Linked DNA regions of Homo sapiens: region 1 is linked to region 2. A link is an interaction called in ENCODE POLR2A ChIA-PET data of the cell type or tissue named here. Cell type or tissue: Panc1. All regions are shown on one strand. Each heading gives the region's core, and the rest is flanking DNA. Links, peaks and the distances in the headings are about the cores only.

Region 1 (8,331 bases), core at 193-8,192, 320 kb before region 2:
CCTTTCTTCCTTTCCTTCTTATCCATGATTTCTTACCCTTACATTCCATGAACCATCATTTTAATAACACTCTTTACATCCCGTGAGCTCGATACCGGTTTATCCAATTTGCCTACTAGTCATCTCCACTTAGATGTTCCACAGACACCTCAAACTCAATGTCTAAAATATCTTCTACTGGCCGGGCGCAGTGGCTCACGCCTGTAATCCCGCACTTTGGGAGGCTGAGGCGGGTGGATCACGAGGTCAGGAGATTGAGACCATCCTGGCTAACAAGGTGAAACCCCGTCTCTACTAAAAATACAAAAAATTAGCCGGGCATGGTGGCGGGTGCCTGTAGTCCCAGCTACTTAGGAGGCTGAAGCAGGAGAATGGTGTGAAGCCAGGAGGTGGAGCTTGCAGTGAGCCGAGATGGCGCCACTGCACTCCAGCCTAGGCGACAGAGCATGACTCCGTCTCAAAAAAATAAAAAATAAAATAAAATAAAATATCTTCTCCTCTGACCTGTTTTACCCCTTATGTTGGTGAATGGCACCACCATCTACTCAAATGCCTTACCTGGACATAACTCTCTTCCTTCTCTTTTATTTCTCCCCACAATAGCCAGGACTCAGAGGTAACTCTAAAAGAATCCCACATTTCTATTGCCAGGCCCTTAGTTTGTCCTTCTATATCTGAAACAGATTACTAAAAATTCTTTCTACACAAGGCACTAACTGTTCTTCCTGCTTTTACTCGAATGCATTCTCCCCATTCTCCATATTGCATCTGAAGTAATCTTGCTAAAATGCACATCTGATCATGACACTCTCCTATTAGCTTACAGACACAAAGGAAAATTTCAGGAACCAGGACAGCCTCAGGGAGAAGAGAAACAAATTAAAGCTGCCAGGACATTTTCTTGTCTCTCGTTTCTCTGCCTACAACTAGCTTTATTCCCTCAAGCTACTTCAAGTCACTGGGAACACAGTCACCAGATGCTCCCAGGTAATCCCGGAAAGCAAAGAAATAAAATTTGATACATGTAAATAGATGCCATTATTATTCAAAAATCACTGCTCCTTCCTGGTGGAGAATTAGACAACTGGTCCAGTTGATATCAAGTTTGGCCACATGACTTGCTTTAGCCAATGACGCTGGGAAGTAAGAGGAAATGACACATCCCACTTCTGAACAGAAACTTTCAGAGAAATGGTGTGGTTCTACCATGCCTTATTTATCTCTAATACAAGAGAAAATGTCTCAGATATGAGCATCTAGCCTAAGTCTTGGAACAAAGCTACACAATGGACATGCAGTATGAGCAAAAAATAAATCCTTGTTATTGTAAGCCACTAAAATATGGGGACTGTTTGTAACCACAACATAACAGACTAAACTTAATTATATAGTATGTCATAAGGAAGGACTGACTAGACAGGCTTGGTTTTGATCACATCCCCAGCTTAAAACCCTTCGGTGATACTCCTGTGCCTCCTGGAGTCCAAATTCTAGCAAAGAATATAAGGCCCTTTCTTTTATGGTCCCACCTCCAGCCTCATTTCTTGGGACTCCTATTCCGTATTCCAACCATCCTGGATTATTTTAAGATTTCTAAACACATCAGGTAGCCTTTACCCTCCATTTTCATGTCAGCTTATTATATGCTATTCTTCATAAAAAGGAATGTTGTTCCTCCTGAGAAATAAAATTCTAAGCCCCCCAACTGACTGAAGTGACCATCTCTTGGCCAAGGAGACCCCAGAGAAGCCCTGAAATCTGAGTTCCCAGCCATGACCAAGTGAAAGGTCAGACACACCTCATTATACCCATCCCTTGCTGCCCAGCATTAGGCTTCTTTCCTAAGGGTTAAACAGAAACCAGCCTTTTTACTTGCTCCACTGCTAATATAAACCAACCTCCTGACATTGCCCCTCCCTCTTGTGGTTTCCTCACAACCACCAACCAGCATTCCTTCCTAATAGGAGACCACCAACCACGGAGTGGTTCTGGCCAGTCTACAGAGGATGCGCAGTGAGGCTTTTCATGTCCTCTGCTTCACCTTTTGAGGCCAGAGGCTCAAAAACTCCACCCTTGGATCATGCTAATACTGCCTTTTCTCTGTACATGCAACCCATAAAGGGGTAAGAAGCTCAACTGTGCATGTACATGTTTCTCCTTTCATAAATATTCATGACTCCTCCTATAGCTTATTGAAAATGTACATTTCGCCACCTTATTCAGCATAAATCCCTGTCTTATTTTTCTAACCCTCAAAGTATGTTTTCTGATCCTGGCCAGCGGCTCTTGCTATACAGTAAATATTTATATAAATACGTATCTCTCCAATTATATTGTGACCTCCTTGAGAACAGAGACCATATCTTATTTATATTTGGAGCCCAAGAATCTAATGCAGTGCCTGGCACATAATAGAATATCAATATAAGCTTATGAAAAGTGCAAACATATAGTCTTTTTTCAGTGATGTTATATGCAAAAATATGAGACAGGCCCTTCTACCATGTTAAAAAATAATACAGAAAATCAAACCTATTCAACTCTTATTTTGCTTGCATTTTCTTTATCCAGAGTAACTTTCCATACTGAAAAGAGAATGCAAATGGTTAAGAGGAAACTGAAGCCTGAAATAGGAGAAAAGATAATAAAAGAGCACCCAGTAGCTTTTAGTAAATGCAAATATCTAGAACCAGATAAATTACAGCCTAAGATCTCCATGATCTCTCATGAAAAATGGAAGAGAAGCTAGAAGACTAGAAACAATAAAGTGCAATTTTAATTTTCTCAATTTCAAAGGAAAAAAAGAGACTAGATTATTGAAATCATAGATTAAGGGTTTAACAAAGATTTCCTATGTTAGCCTACGGTGGGGTAGGGAAGGGGTACAGAGAACACAGTGAGTCAGAATGGGGTTCACCAAGAAAAACAATCATGCTAACCTCATTTTACTTTTGACAAAAGTATTAGACTAAGAGATCAGAGAAATAACATAAAGTAGGTCCAATACATATTGCTGAAATCAAGATTAACTTTCTTATGCTAGTTAAGTGATAGATTTACAATTGGTTGAACAACGATTCTAAGATTATTAATCAATTGTTTAATGTAAATCTGGAAAGAAGTAACTAACAGTTGCCACAGAACTCTCTATTTGGCCTTATCTTAGTAGATGTTTATCAATATTGTGAAGATTTAAATGGTAGCTTATAAATTTTCTGGTGATCTAAACCTATCTATAAAGATTAAATAATACCATTAAAGATATAAGAGATATCATTAAAGATTATAAAAGATCAAATATCTGAACATATAGAAACAACGTGCTGAAAATACAAAATAAAATTTATCAAGGGTAAATATACATGCATTTATTTTTTAGAAGTATACAGCGAATAAGAAATCCATTTCAGGCCAGGTACGGTGGCTCACGCCTGTAATCCCAGCACTTTGGGAGGCCGAGATGGGCAGATCACTTAAGGTCAGGAGTTCGAGACCAGCCTGCCCAACATGGTGAAACACTGTCTCTACTAAAGATACAAAAAATTAGCCGAGGGTGGTGGCGTACGCCTGTAATCCCAGCTACTCGGGAGGCTGAGGCAGGAGAATCACTTGAACCCAGGAGGCGGAGGTTGCAGTGAGCAGAGATCGTGCCACTGCACTCCAGCCTGGGTGACAGGGCAAGACTCCGTCTCAAAAAAAAAAAATTGAAACCAATTTTAACATGTGTTGATGAGAGTTCAGTTGACTGTAAGCTCAAGGTGGGCCTTTGTACTGAATTGACAGCTTAAAAGTTAATACAAATTCATAGGTAATAAAATAACAGTACAGTGACCTGAACAAGGAAGAAAATTGAAACAGGTCAAGCAACACCCTGAGAATTATAATTTGAAATATGAAACAGGTCAAGCAACACCCTGAGAATTATAATTTGAAACATGACCTCTTACAAGTGATGCTGATAGCCAGGATGGTAGTAATGGCCTGGCCGACTACATCATATGAAGAATGATTAAGAGAAGCAGGAATGATTTCCATGGAGAAGAGACTATCTGGGGTAGGAAAAGTAAGAGCAGAACTGTCTACAAGTATTTGAATGATTGTATATTGAAGGGCAGGAATCACACTTGTATACATTTTATATTTATTCCCTATGCACCCAGTTCCAAGCTTTGCATATAGTAAATGCTCAAATATTTGAAGTCCAAGATCAATCCACCTGTTGAAGACTAAGCCAACAAAGACAGTTATACAAGAGTATCTGTTGTGATCTGAATGACAACTCAACAAAAGGATGAAGTAGGAGGAAGGAAACTTAAAATCAAAGTAAAAAGCCTTAACTGGCACAAGCTAAGCAGGCATAACTAAGGCACATTACCTTAAAAATCAGAATTTGTCTTATATCAGCTTTTTTTTTTTTTTTTTGAGATGGAGTTTCACTCACGTTGCCCAGGCTGGAGGGCAAAGGCATGATCTCGGCTCACTGCAACCTTCGCCTCCTGGGTTCAAGCGATTCTCCTGCCTCAGTCTCCCAAGTAGCTGGGATTACAGGCACATGCCACCATGCCCAGCTAGTTTTGTATTTTTAGCAAAGACAGGGTTTCACCATGTTGGCCAGGCTGGTCTCGAACTCCTGACCTCAGATGATCTGCCTGCTTCAACCTCCCAAAGCACTGGAATTACAGATGTGAGCTACCTCGCCTGGCCAACCTCAGCTGACATTCTTGACCATACTACTAGTTAAATTTTATTTCCTTTTGTAAGTATTTCCCCACAACAGAGTGAGTCGTCGTTTTCACTCTTCCTTTACAAAGAGAAAAACTGAGGTTGAGGGAAGTTATTTTCCTAGCACCAACATCATAACAATAGTTAACCTTGAATAGGAACCTTAAGCTTCTCGCTTACAAGCCTTGTTGTTAAAATCACTGGACTCATTGTGGGGTAGTAAACAAGTACAGTACTTAACTTAGAACTCAACCTCATTTGGTAATTACTTCAGTTTCACTTTTATTATTCTCCTCCAGTCATCTAATCTCTAAATCCACAAAGAGTAAGCCTACATTAATACTCTAAAACTTACAATCTTATGACTTGAAATTCAAAGGTTAGGAGTACAAAAGACTTATTGAAAAAAATTTTAAAATAATTTAAAATTTTAAAGACTAATATAAAAAATTAAGATTTGAGACCAAAGATTTGTCGCTCCTGTGCTGCTTAAGAAGGGGCCCTGGCACCACTTGTTCCACCATAAGCCAAATCTTGGCCATCAGAGTATACTAGGTACACACCACATCTCTCAAAACCTAAGTGGCCTTCTTTGTTTATCAGAGACTTGGTGCTGAGTGTTATTGCCAGAAGCAGTGGGAAAAAGGTAATGTTATTAAAGGAAGAAGAGGTCTTAATGTGAATGAAGGAGGCACACCAGAGATTCATTTCCTATTTTATATACATATTAGTTTGGTGTTAGTTTCTCAGAAAACTAAAAGAAGGTTGGAATAACACAGGACTTGATGGTGTCCAAGGAGCAGGATTTTAAAATAGCAAAATGCTACTCAGCTCTAGTTGTAGATGTAATAAAGGAATGCCCTAACAAGTGCTCACGCTCTCAACTTCCTGCCCAAGAAGGCTCATTTACATTATAATGGTTGCCACGGTTACTTTAATTCCATCACAGCTCCTGTCTCCAGTTGCTAATCTGGAGCCTGGGTGGTAAAACAACCAAAAACCTTAATTGAGGCTAACTCAAAACTCAGGCTACTCAAAAGTTCATGACCTACAAAAGGATTTTGTTCTAGCAACAAAAATTGCTTACGATAGGAACTGTTTGTTTCCTACACTCCATTCTATCCAAGATCTTACCTGGTATCTCAGGGAACTCTCTGGAAGTCAGTCAGTATTTTTATCTGCTATAAGCAGAGATTCTTGTAAAAAAAAAAAAAAAAAAAGCAAGATAAATAACATAAATTTTATAATGGGTAACAGATCAAAGAAGTGACTGCTTTATTCCAACTATTGGCATTCCAAGCTTTAATCAGAAAAGGCAATTATCTAAAAGAACATGGAGAAGTCTCCCAATGAATTATTAATGTCACTAAGTATTATCTTCTAAGAAGGATATCATGTAGTCCTGGTATACACGTAGTACCTAAATTAGGCATAAGGTTAGTATTTTGTATTTAAGCAACAATCCAACAGAATACACAGTAACAGAAAAAGTGAAGGATGGGGGATTCTTTTTTTTTTTCCTTTTAAAGGCAAAAAAAAAAAAAAATTGAGAACTGTGAATCTGATTTACTTTCAGTTAAATTAACAACAAAAAATATTCCAATGGTAATTCGTTACCAGAAATTTTACTCCCAAAGGTAACCACAATGGGAGAATGGGAGACACAGGGGTACTGATCTGTAGGTGTCCTCCTAATTATCCAACAGATGCTTTAAAGATCACCTCCATACAGAAATGAAGTTTTACATTTGTGTATTTTTACTCTTATTTGCTTATTCTTTTATTCCACTCCTATCATCCACAACACAGGCAATCACTATAATGTGTTTAATGTGTTAACATGTTTTCTTGTAAAGTATGTAATGTTTTACTTACATACATTTTAAAATGTATATAAATGCTATTGTGTTACATATCTCATTCCTTTTCTTTCTGTTGTTACTCAGCACTATGTCTCTAAGATCCTTAGGCTGCCATGTGCACATCTAGACCATTACTTCAAACTGAGGTATAAATCTATGATCACATTTTACCCATCACTGGGGAAAGGGTATGGACAACAAATTACTTTCCACAAGAACAAATACACTGAAATGAATGACCCCTTATGAACCTGTGTGAGAACTTCTTTCACGTATATATACAGGAAAAAAGTTGCTGGGTTACAAGGTATACATAATGCATAATCTGATTAAGTACCATCCTTCAAAATGGTCAGACCAGTCCATACTTCCACCAGTAAGGAACTACCATTACTGAGCAGCCACCATGCACCAGGCACTGGGTAGGTACTTGAGACCCTTTTGCCCCTCCACCCCTCATTCTCTTCTGCTAGTCTTTGCCCCTTTTGCTCTTCATATCAGTTGTCACCATGTCAGAAATATGAAGGTAGGACTTCCTCCCTTGTCTCTGACCACCAAGTTCCCTTTTCCACTCCAAGGATCCCTTAGGCTGCCAAGGCTCCACTAACCATGAAGCTTACTAAAACAAAATCAAACAGCAAATGTTATTTTAAAAAGGTTTGATTCTCAAAAAGTAATTAATTGGGGTTTACCTGTTACACAAAACACTTCTGCATACATTTCCAAGCCATTCCTATTCCTATCTGAGGGTTCTATAGTTCATGTTTTTCTGTTTTTTGGGTGGTCTTGGAGGAACAGCTTCATCCCTTCAGAGCTCTCTTCTTCATAGATAAAATAAAGGGAGCTGGTTATCGGTGTTTTCAGTCTATGCCTCTGCAACTCTAGGGGCTCCTCTGAGGTTGCTCAAAAGGATCATGTCAAGACAAAAGGGGGTTATCTATGCCTCTTCAATTCAACAGCACAATAAAAATTTTATTATTTATAAATTTTATTTTCTCCTAAGACTCGGTTTGTAGAATCAGTTTTATTTAAGAAAAAGTTTATTCACACATTATTAGTTGGAAGTGTTAACTGGTAAAAACCTCTATTGCATTTGGCAATATTTATACAATTAAAAAAAAAACCTTTTGAACAAGAAATTCTACTTATGAGAATTTATTCCACATAATTCACATAGGTGTTCAACAGATATACCCAAAGATATTCATTACAGTATTGATTGTAAGGGCAAAATATTGAAAACAATTTAAATAACCAACAATAAAAAACTGGTTACATAAATTATGGTACATCCATACAATGAAATATTATATAGACTTTAAAAACAACAAAGCAGCTACAAGATAGATTAAGGCGGGGGGGGGGTGGGGGGTGGGGGGCGGGAAGCAAGATGTAAAATGGTAAATGGTGTGTATTGTATGCTGCTACCTTTTGTATATTTTCAAAAGGATATAAGTATTTTATTGGTTTATTCAAGGAAAGACAAAAAAGTATGTATACACTTGTAAATGCATAGGCTACTCCTAAAAGATAAATAAGACATAAGAAACTATTCTAGTTACTCTCAAGGAAGGGAATCAGATGGCTAGAGGATAAGAGCTTTATATTTGATACATAATCTTTTTATATCTTTTGATTTTTATACTATTGCATGTATTCTTAAAATTTTTACTTTATCACTCTAACCTATTATTTTTTCCTAGTCCTACCTATATTAGTTTCTTCTAATCCTCACATTCTAATTGTA
Region 2 (8,331 bases), core at 195-8,194:
CCACTTTTCCCACCCAAGGGAGTCCAGCACCCTCCACCCTCCTTGCCAATCCTACCCCAATCCCCCAGCACTGCTTCCCCGTGCCCAGCCATGGGTCCTTACGAGGCAGCATGTGGGGGCTGATCAGCAGGTCTGGCAGGAGCTGTTCGCCTGCAGGGGGCAGGCTGGCAGGCAGGGGCCCAGGCTCCAGGACCTCAGAGAGAAGCTCCCTGAAGCCAGCAGGGTTGCCAGGGGGAGGAGCCAGGGGGCTGGGGTCTGGAGCAGGGGGACCCAGCACCACGGGCGGCTGCAGAGTGGGCGGCTGCAGAGTAGGCGGCCGCAGAGTGGGCGGCTGCAGAGTGGGCGGCCACTTGACATCCTCTTTGAGTAAAGAATAGGGTGTCATGTGGGGGCCAGACTGCACTGCATCTACAGAGAGTGCGTGTGGACGGCTGTCAGTGCCACCTCCACGAACTGCCTCCCAGGCACACCTCCTCCCAGCCCTGGGCCACCCTAGCCTCCCATCAGCCCCCTTCCAGGTACCTATGGTACCTATAGCTTCTCTGTATACTAGACCCCCAACCACCACCTCCCGGCCCCACCTGTGAGGCTCAGGCTTGGCAACATCCTCTGCAGCTGAAGGGACACCACCAGCAAGGGAGGGAAGAGATGGGAGAGAAAGGAGGACAGGTTATTCCACTGACCTGGGGCTGGGGAAATAACAGGCGAGAACTATGAGGCAACTCCCCTAGCCTCAGTTTAGCTCAGGCAAGACCCTGCCTCCGGTCCCAGCTCGTCCATCCCAGGCAGGTCAGAAAAGCCCTTTGCCTCACTTTCCTCATTTGCCTTCTGCAGGGAGTCAGACCTACCAAGCCCCAACTGCTGCGTGGGTCACACACACAGGGTAATGACAATGCCCTGGGAAGGAGCAGGTGGGGACTGTGCTCCTATCGTTCAGAATCCCAGGAGAAGAAACAAGGAGAACTATTGAGAGGGCCACGGGGCTCCATGGGAGTGGGGCTGCGGAAACCTAAGGCCGATGGGGACAGCAGAGAGCTCGTCCAGGGCTCCACCTGCCTCCTCAACCCACACTCACCTCTTCCTCTTCTTCCTCCTCCTCTCCTGCACCAAAAGAGTAATCCTCAGGGGGCTGGGAGTCTGCACAGCAGGGAGAGAAAAGCAGGGCAGTAAAGGAGTCAATGTCGGAGGAGAAGCAAGATCCCCTGAGAGGCTGCCTGTAGCTCCTATGCAGCTTCTGCCTTCCCCAAAGCTGCCCCCAACACAGGGCGAGGTGGAGGGCACAGCCACCAGGATTGGGAAAGACCTCCCCGACTCCATGGGCCATGAGACCTAGGCTGGAGCCAGAAGCCAAAACGAGGGCAATGGTAAGGAAGAAGCACCCAGGTCCCTGACTGCACGCCAAGCCATTCCTGATATGCCAGTGACCCATCCCAGCCACTCCTGGAAGCCCTGGGTGTCATGACCTAGCGGGAGCCCCCGCATCGTTTCCTGGACCACTGCCTGCTAGAGGGGCCCTTGGCCTGCCTGCACCCAAGAGCTCATGGCTGGGGGCCAGGACATTGCACAGCCTCCCAGGTGGCCCACAGAGGGCTAGGCCTGATACCTGTGGGAGCAGGGCCATTGGAGCAGACCTCGTAGATCTTGTAGGGCTGAGGTGGCATGTCCCGGGGCCCGTCGTAGATGAGGCGGAAGTCCCGGCTCTTGTTAAGGGCACAGCGCAGGTTGGCCTTCCACTTGGCCGGATCGGCTTCATCCACGCCTTCGGTGTATTTCCCTGTCTCCTTGGCCCAGGCCTGGGGCAGGAAGAAATAGCCGACCACAGAGAACCTCATCCCTGCCACAGCCCCAGTCTGCCTCCTGTCCCATAGGAGACTCTACTGTGTGGGGAGAACTTCGGCTACAGGCTGAGCCTCGCTGAGCCCCAGACCTGGTTTGCAGCGTGGGAGTCTGCCACAGTCCTGCCCCAGCCCTCAGGCTGCCAGCAAGCTACATGAAATCTAGGGGCTATGAGATGCATCCATAGTCCCTGCTCCTGGGAGGGTGAAACAGTGTGATCTCTAAGGAGGACAGCGTGCGGGATAAGGGTGAGCACCCTGGAGCCAGGCTGGGTTTGAATCTGGAAGTGCCCCCCGCCAGCTGTGTGCCAGGCCATGTCACTGCCTCCCTTTGTCTTGATCTCCTCACAGTTGCCCACCTCATGGAGTGGCAGCGAAGACTCAAGGGGTTGATGTTGGCTGGGCACAGTGGCTCGCACCTGTAATCCCAACATTTTGGGAGGCCAAGGTGGGAGGACTGCTTGAGCCCAGGAGTTGGAGTCCAGCCTAGGCAACATAACGAGACTCCTGTCTTTACAAAAAATTAGCTGGGCATAGTGGTGGGTGCCTGTGGTCCCAGCTACTCAGGAGGCTGAGGTGAGAGGATTGCTTGAGCTGGGGAGTTCAAGGCTGCAGTGAGCCATGATTATGCTCTGCACTCCAGCCTGGACGACAGAGTGATACCCTATCTCAAAAAAGATGAGGGGAGTTGATGTCCGTAAAGCACTCAGAGCTAAACCTGCACATAGGACAGGCTCGAGACACTGGAGCTGTTGGTATTATTTTGAATGGCAATTAGGTGAGGTGAGGGTTACCAACATTTCTTTCTACCTTTTAACCCAGCTATTTGATTTCTAGGAATTCATCCTAAATATCATAGAAGCATTCACACAAAATATTGCACACACAAAGTTATTCGCAGCAGTGCTGTGTGTAAAAGATGACCCAAAATACCCAATGCAACATCCATCAATGAGGGGCTGGTGAAATTACGGCCAACCCATTGAATGAAAAATACTGGGCAGCACAAAAAAAGAAAAAGCAGGAAACTGTTTATAAGCTGACATGTAGCAATCGTCAAGAAGTATTAAGTCTAGACAAATATGCAGATATCTAGCATTTCTTATGAAAAGTAGAGGAAAGGATAGTTCCATATTTGCTTACATGTGCATAAAAATCTCTCAGGAAGGCTAAACAAGAAAATGACAACACGGCTGCCTCTAGGGAAAGGCTAGGGAGGGGAGTGGGTGGTGATGAACCAGGGAAGGAGGGAGACTTTTTGCTCTAAACCATTCTATGCCTTTTAATGTTGAATTTTGTGACTGTATTACCTATACAAAATAAATGGATTAGCAAAAGAATTTTGGAAAGGTAAGGATCAAGCCCAAAAACTAAGAAAATATGTACCCAAAGTTTTAAAAAATAAGCATTGCCTTTGACCCAGCAATTTTCAACTCTAGGAAATCAACCCCCAAAATAATTGAGGATGAAAAAAAGGGAAGCATTAAGACAGCCTACATGACAATGTGGTTTTTAAGTTCAGGTTTTAAAAGCAATCTCAAGTATCTAAAAACCAAGACTCAGTGACCAAATTGTGCTAAACCATTCCAGTGGAAATTCTACAGTCACGAAAAGTGATGTGGACGTATGTTGGAAAGGAAAGCTGATCCTGATATTGGGTGAAAAAAATCCAGGCTATAAATCAAGATATTCACTTGATTCCAATTTTGCATTCCATATACACACATGTGCAAAAAAACTAAAATGTAAGCAAAAACTATTATGCGAGGTACATCCTAGCATTAAGATTATTGGAGAGAGCACAGTGGCTTGCGCCTGTGATACCAGCTACTCAGGAGGCTGAGGTGGGAGGATCACTTGAGCCCATGAGCTTGAGACCAGCCTGGGCAACAAAGTGAGACCTCATCTTTACAAATATCAAAATCAAAAAATTAGGCTGGGCACGGTGGCTCACGCCTGTAATCCCAGCACTTTGGGAGGCCAAGGCAGGTGGATCATGAGGTCAGGAGTTCAAGACCAGCCTGGCCAACAGGGTGAAACCCTGTCTTTACCAAAAATACAAAAAAAAAAAAAAAAAAAAAAAAAAAAAAAAAAATTAGCCGGGCATGGTGGCAGGTGCCTGTAATCCTAGCTACTCGGGAGGCTGAGGCAGGAGAATTGCTTGAACCCAGGTGGCAGAGGTTGCAGTGAGCTGAGATTGTGCCATTGCACTCCAGCTAGGGTGAAAAAGCAAGACTCCATCTCAAAAAAAAAAAAAAAAATTAGCTGGGCATGGTGGCATGCACCTGTAGTCACGGCTACTCAGGAAGCTGAGACTGGAGGATCACTTGAGCTGAGTTGGAGGTTGTGCTATGACTGCACCACTGCTCACCAATGGTGCAACACTAGGCAACAGAGCAACAACTCATCTCAAAAAAAAAAAAAAAGAGTATATATGTACAGTTGTAGTACATCAATTAAAAAAAAAGATTGGGCCGGGCATGGTGGCTCACACCTGTAATCCCAGCACTCTGGGAGGCTGAGGTGGGTGGATTGCTTGAGTCCAGGAGTTCAAGACCAGCCTGGGCAACATGGCAAAGTCTCTACTAAAAGTACAAAAAATTAGCCAGTTGTGGTGGCAGGCACCTGTAATCCCAGCTACTCAAGGAGGTTGAGATGGGAGACTCACCTGAGCCTGGGAGGTCGAGGCTGCAGTGAGCTGAGATCAAGCCACTGCACTCCAGCCTGGGTGACAGAGTGAGACCCTGTCTCAAAAAAAAAAAAAAAAAAAAAAAAAAAATTGGAATCTGGTCAACAGTGTGAGGCCCTGTCTCTAAAAAAAATTAGAAAATTTAAACAATTGAAAGATTGATGATGTATCTGAATCTTATATTAAAAATAGTTTGTTCCCAACACAAAGAAATGACAAATGTTTGAGATTATGGATATGCTAAGTACCTGATCTGATCACTGTGCTTATCAAATCACCACTGTGTACCCCATAAATATATACTAATTTAAAAATAAAATTTTTAGAAAGATGATGATCGTTGGCTTCCTTTAGCATATGCGTGCACTGAACAAGTCCTCATGAGTAATAGGAGTGAGACGAGCAAAGGGTGAGTAGGACGAGTTATGGGAAGGCCTTCTGGGGACCCTCAGTCCCCACGATGCTCTAGGGTGCAGGTTAGAAAAGATGTGCCCTAGGCCAGGCGTGGTGGCTCATGCCTGTAATCCCAGCTACTCAGGAGGCTGAGGCAGGAGAATTGCTTGAACCCAGGAGGCAGAGGTTGCAGTGAGCTGAGATCGTGCCACTGCACTCCAGCCTGGGCTACAGAGCGAGACTCTGTCTTAAAAAAAAAAAAAAAGGAAAAAGGTGTACCCTGTGTCTACGTCTGCATCCCCTTAGTCCGGGCCCGGCATCAGCAGCAGCATGGTAGCTGGGCGGGTGGCCAGCCTCGAGGAGCTGCCTGTGTGCGTTATGTGCGCTCCTCTTCTGGGGACAGGGTGCCCTGGAGGTCCAGCCAACCTCCTCCCCGGGGCTTACCTTGAAGATGGTGTTATCTCCGTCCTGGCTGGGACCATGCCTTGTGGCATGCCTCCAGGGGATGCAGAATAATTTCTTTTCCCCGTTGACCCATTGAAGCCCTGGGTACTGGCAGCTGTTCACCTGGGCCACCAGCCAGGGCTTCAGCCGCACGCGGCGGGGTGGGGTGGGAGCCACTGGGATGGACTGGTTCATGGCAGAGGGGTCTGCAGGAGAAAGCCAGAGGGGAGCCTCAGCAGGTCTGCAGGTGGATGGGGACAGGGTACTCAGAGGTCAAGCTATGGACCACAAAGGATGGTCTCTCCAGTCCATCTAGGTATTTAAGGCCAATTCTCTTTTCCAAGCATCAGCTTTCTTGTCTAGTGTCATGGAATTTTGTGTTTGGAGGAAGGGAAGGAGAGTTACGAGTTAGTGAATGCTGCGGGCGCGGCCCCAGGTGCCCTTTACCGGGCAGAGGCATCCATTCTCCAACTGCTAACAGCAGCAAGCAGCCCGTTGGCCAGAGAACCGCCTTCCACTACTCACACCACAGGTTAGGCCCACCCCTTGCTCTTGGGGGGCAGCCCACAGCCAGTGACTGCCTGACACCAAAAGCCCGGCTGTCTTGTCTCAAGCTGGCTACCTGGGACAGCGAGCGCTCTGTGGGATCAGCCCGAAGACAGCCTCCTGCTCAGTCTACACCCCTAGTTCGATTCTTCCCTGCCCAAGTTTTCTCACCCTCCATCCCCTGAGAGTTCCCTCCGGAGATGCCCTCAACAAGAATCTCATCTGGAGCTCCCAAGGACACCTGCCCTCAGAGGAAAGCAGTTTCTCAATATCTTTAGAGAAATCCCATCAACCAACTCAACCCACCTCCAATGACAGCAGGCACCAAACAGATGTTACCTCTCTAGGGCCATTCATCTAGGTTCTTGGTCCTCCCCCTTCTCCTCCCACTGGACACGCATTCGGGTAGCACTTAGGAAGGCCCTAACGCCTGCCGGAGCCTGTTAGGAAGGCTACAGGAAACAGAAGCCACAGCTCTAACTGCTACCTACCCAGGGGCACGAGCCCCGCCTCCCAGGCCACAGCTTCACTGCCTCCCTGGAGTCAGGCCAGAGGGACCCTGCCTCCTCCCCTTCACCTGCCCAACTCCCTCTCCAGCCCAGAACCGGAAACTCTCCACAGTCCTGAGTCCCCTTCTGTCCCTCTCCTCCCCTTACCCATGCCCTTGGCCCTTCACTTGAGACCCCTGGGTGGAAGACAGAAAGGACTGGGTCATTACACAGCACAGCCCATCAGAAGTGAATGTGTCGGTCAGCAAGTAAGGAGCAAACGTTCGAGCTGAACTCCCTGTGTCTGGGCCTGCTTTGGCCTTGCAGCATGGAGCCTCAGTTTCCCCTGAAATTCCCTGCCCAGTACCTTTTGGGGTTGCACCTGCCTAGTGCCGCCTCTGAGCTGCTACTGTCTCACATTGCAGGCCTCCCTCAGAGCCCAGCTCTGCTGCCACCAACCCAGGAGAGGTAAGGCCGGCCCTTGCCTGGCCCAGGGGCTGGGACGGGGAGGTGTTCAGAACGCTCCAGCCCTGCCCTGGCCTCAGAACACGCGGGCTCAGTTCCGCTTTCTGCCCCAGCCTCCACCCGGCCCCAGGGGAAACGAAAGTGGCTAGACCGGGACAACTCAGAAACCAGACTCACTGTGGGCTGAGGGAGGGAGCCGAGTGGGTCCCCCAGACCAAATTTCCAACCTCCCACCCAGAGCTGTTCCCCGCACCCCAAACTTGCAGACAGTTTTTGTGCATTTAGTGTGGTTTATAACATGGGTGTGCACCCACCCATAGTTGTATCTGTAGACCCCTGAGAGGCCTTGGCCCTAGAATAGAGGGGTGCCAGTCACCAGCGGCACACAATTCTGGCCGAGCAAGGGTGGACAGAGGAAGCTCTGTCTGCACAGAATCGGGGAGAGCTTCCCTAATGACCCCCTGGGCTGAGGCCGTGCAGGCGCTGGTGCCGTTGGGGAGCTCAGAGGGTCCGGCTGCCTGCCCCCTACTGTCAGTCCAGCAGTCTGGCCCTGCCCAACACGGCTGTTTAATACAGAGCAAGGTTTTGAAATGATAACTCCGACCTCAGTGTCAGAGGGCCGCGTCCATACAGGCAGCTTAGGGAGGGGTGTGGAGGAGGAGCTCCCGTGACAAGCCCGGCTGTGATGAGCGAGAGTCTGTCCACCATGCCACAGAAGGGACTCAGCCTCAAGGCTTTTGCCTGCAGCTAGGTCCACACGAGCTCTAACCCGAACAGCATCCATCCTCCTAGAAGCTCCCTTCTGCCCAGAAAAGGGCTAGGTCTAATTCAGACCACCCCAATCAAGGCCCATGACTTTGGAAGTTCGGTGTCAGAACAGGTCTGCCTGCCAGGCTCCGGAGTCTCTGGGTGAAATGTATGGAGCCCTAGACCTAAGTCAATGGACCTGAGCCCCGGAAGGTGGGGAAATCCAACAGCCTGAGGAAGTCCCTACAATTGTGTGAGGCAGCGAAGCATCCAGTGGGCAGCCCTAGAGGACCTGCTGAGGTGGGGTAAGCCCACAGCTCACCCCAGGGCCATGCTGGAGTCCCAGGAGACAGTGCCCCCACCACCACCCAGGAGCTGCAATTCATGGGCACCAGGGACCCACTAGGGGAGGAAGTGCCACAGCAGTCCTAGTAAGAGTGGCCAGACAGCAGGCGCCCTGCTGCTCCCAGGGTTGGTCTGGGTCACATGTCTCCTTGCAAACCCACACCCAGCTCAGGGAGAGGACAAGGGGTTCCCTGTACAGGCCCTGACCCCCAAATCCCACCCCTCCGGGTCAGCTGCCCACACCCTGGGCCCTGCTGCCCACCTGGTCCAGACAGGCTGAGGCTCTGGGGCAAAAGGTGCCCAGAAAGAAGCTTCTTTCAGCTTCCTCCCAGGGTCAGGGTAGGGGAAGACCAGGGTACAGGGGAAAAACCCCAAAGTA

What was found. ChIA-PET counts read pairs that join two places held together with the same protein. Peaks named below come from ENCODE experiments on the same cell type or tissue, not always from the same donor. Only the 100,000 strongest peaks of a DNase experiment are listed, where the experiment ranks them.
Region 1: POLR2A ChIA-PET joins it to region 2 with 11 read pairs; 2 of 35 experiments call an interaction of 5 or more read pairs at or near these places.

What each region holds. Positions count from the first base shown.
Region 1 is chr7:129,256,168-129,264,498 of GRCh38, reverse strand. The region is part of intron 1 of AHCYL2 (adenosylhomocysteinase like 2); the gene reads right to left. Among named protein-coding and RNA genes, the nearest start is that of AHCYL2, 35 kb to the right of the region's middle. In Panc1, for the core only: no CTCF peak of the experiment used is centred there; no DNase peak of the experiment used is centred there.
Region 2 is chr7:128,939,307-128,947,637 of GRCh38, reverse strand. IRF5 (interferon regulatory factor 5) reads right to left here. Exons shown (of 9, transcript NM_001098629.3): 2 at 5,362-5,567; 3 at 1,604-1,793; 4 at 1,076-1,137; 5 at 582-615; 6 at 103-408. The coding sequence starts at 5,556. Among named protein-coding and RNA genes, the nearest start is that of IRF5, 5.5 kb to the right of the region's middle. RefSeq lists enhancers at 6,855-6,904, 7,015-7,244. In Panc1, for the core only: no CTCF peak of the experiment used is centred there; a DNase peak (open chromatin) is centred at 4,198.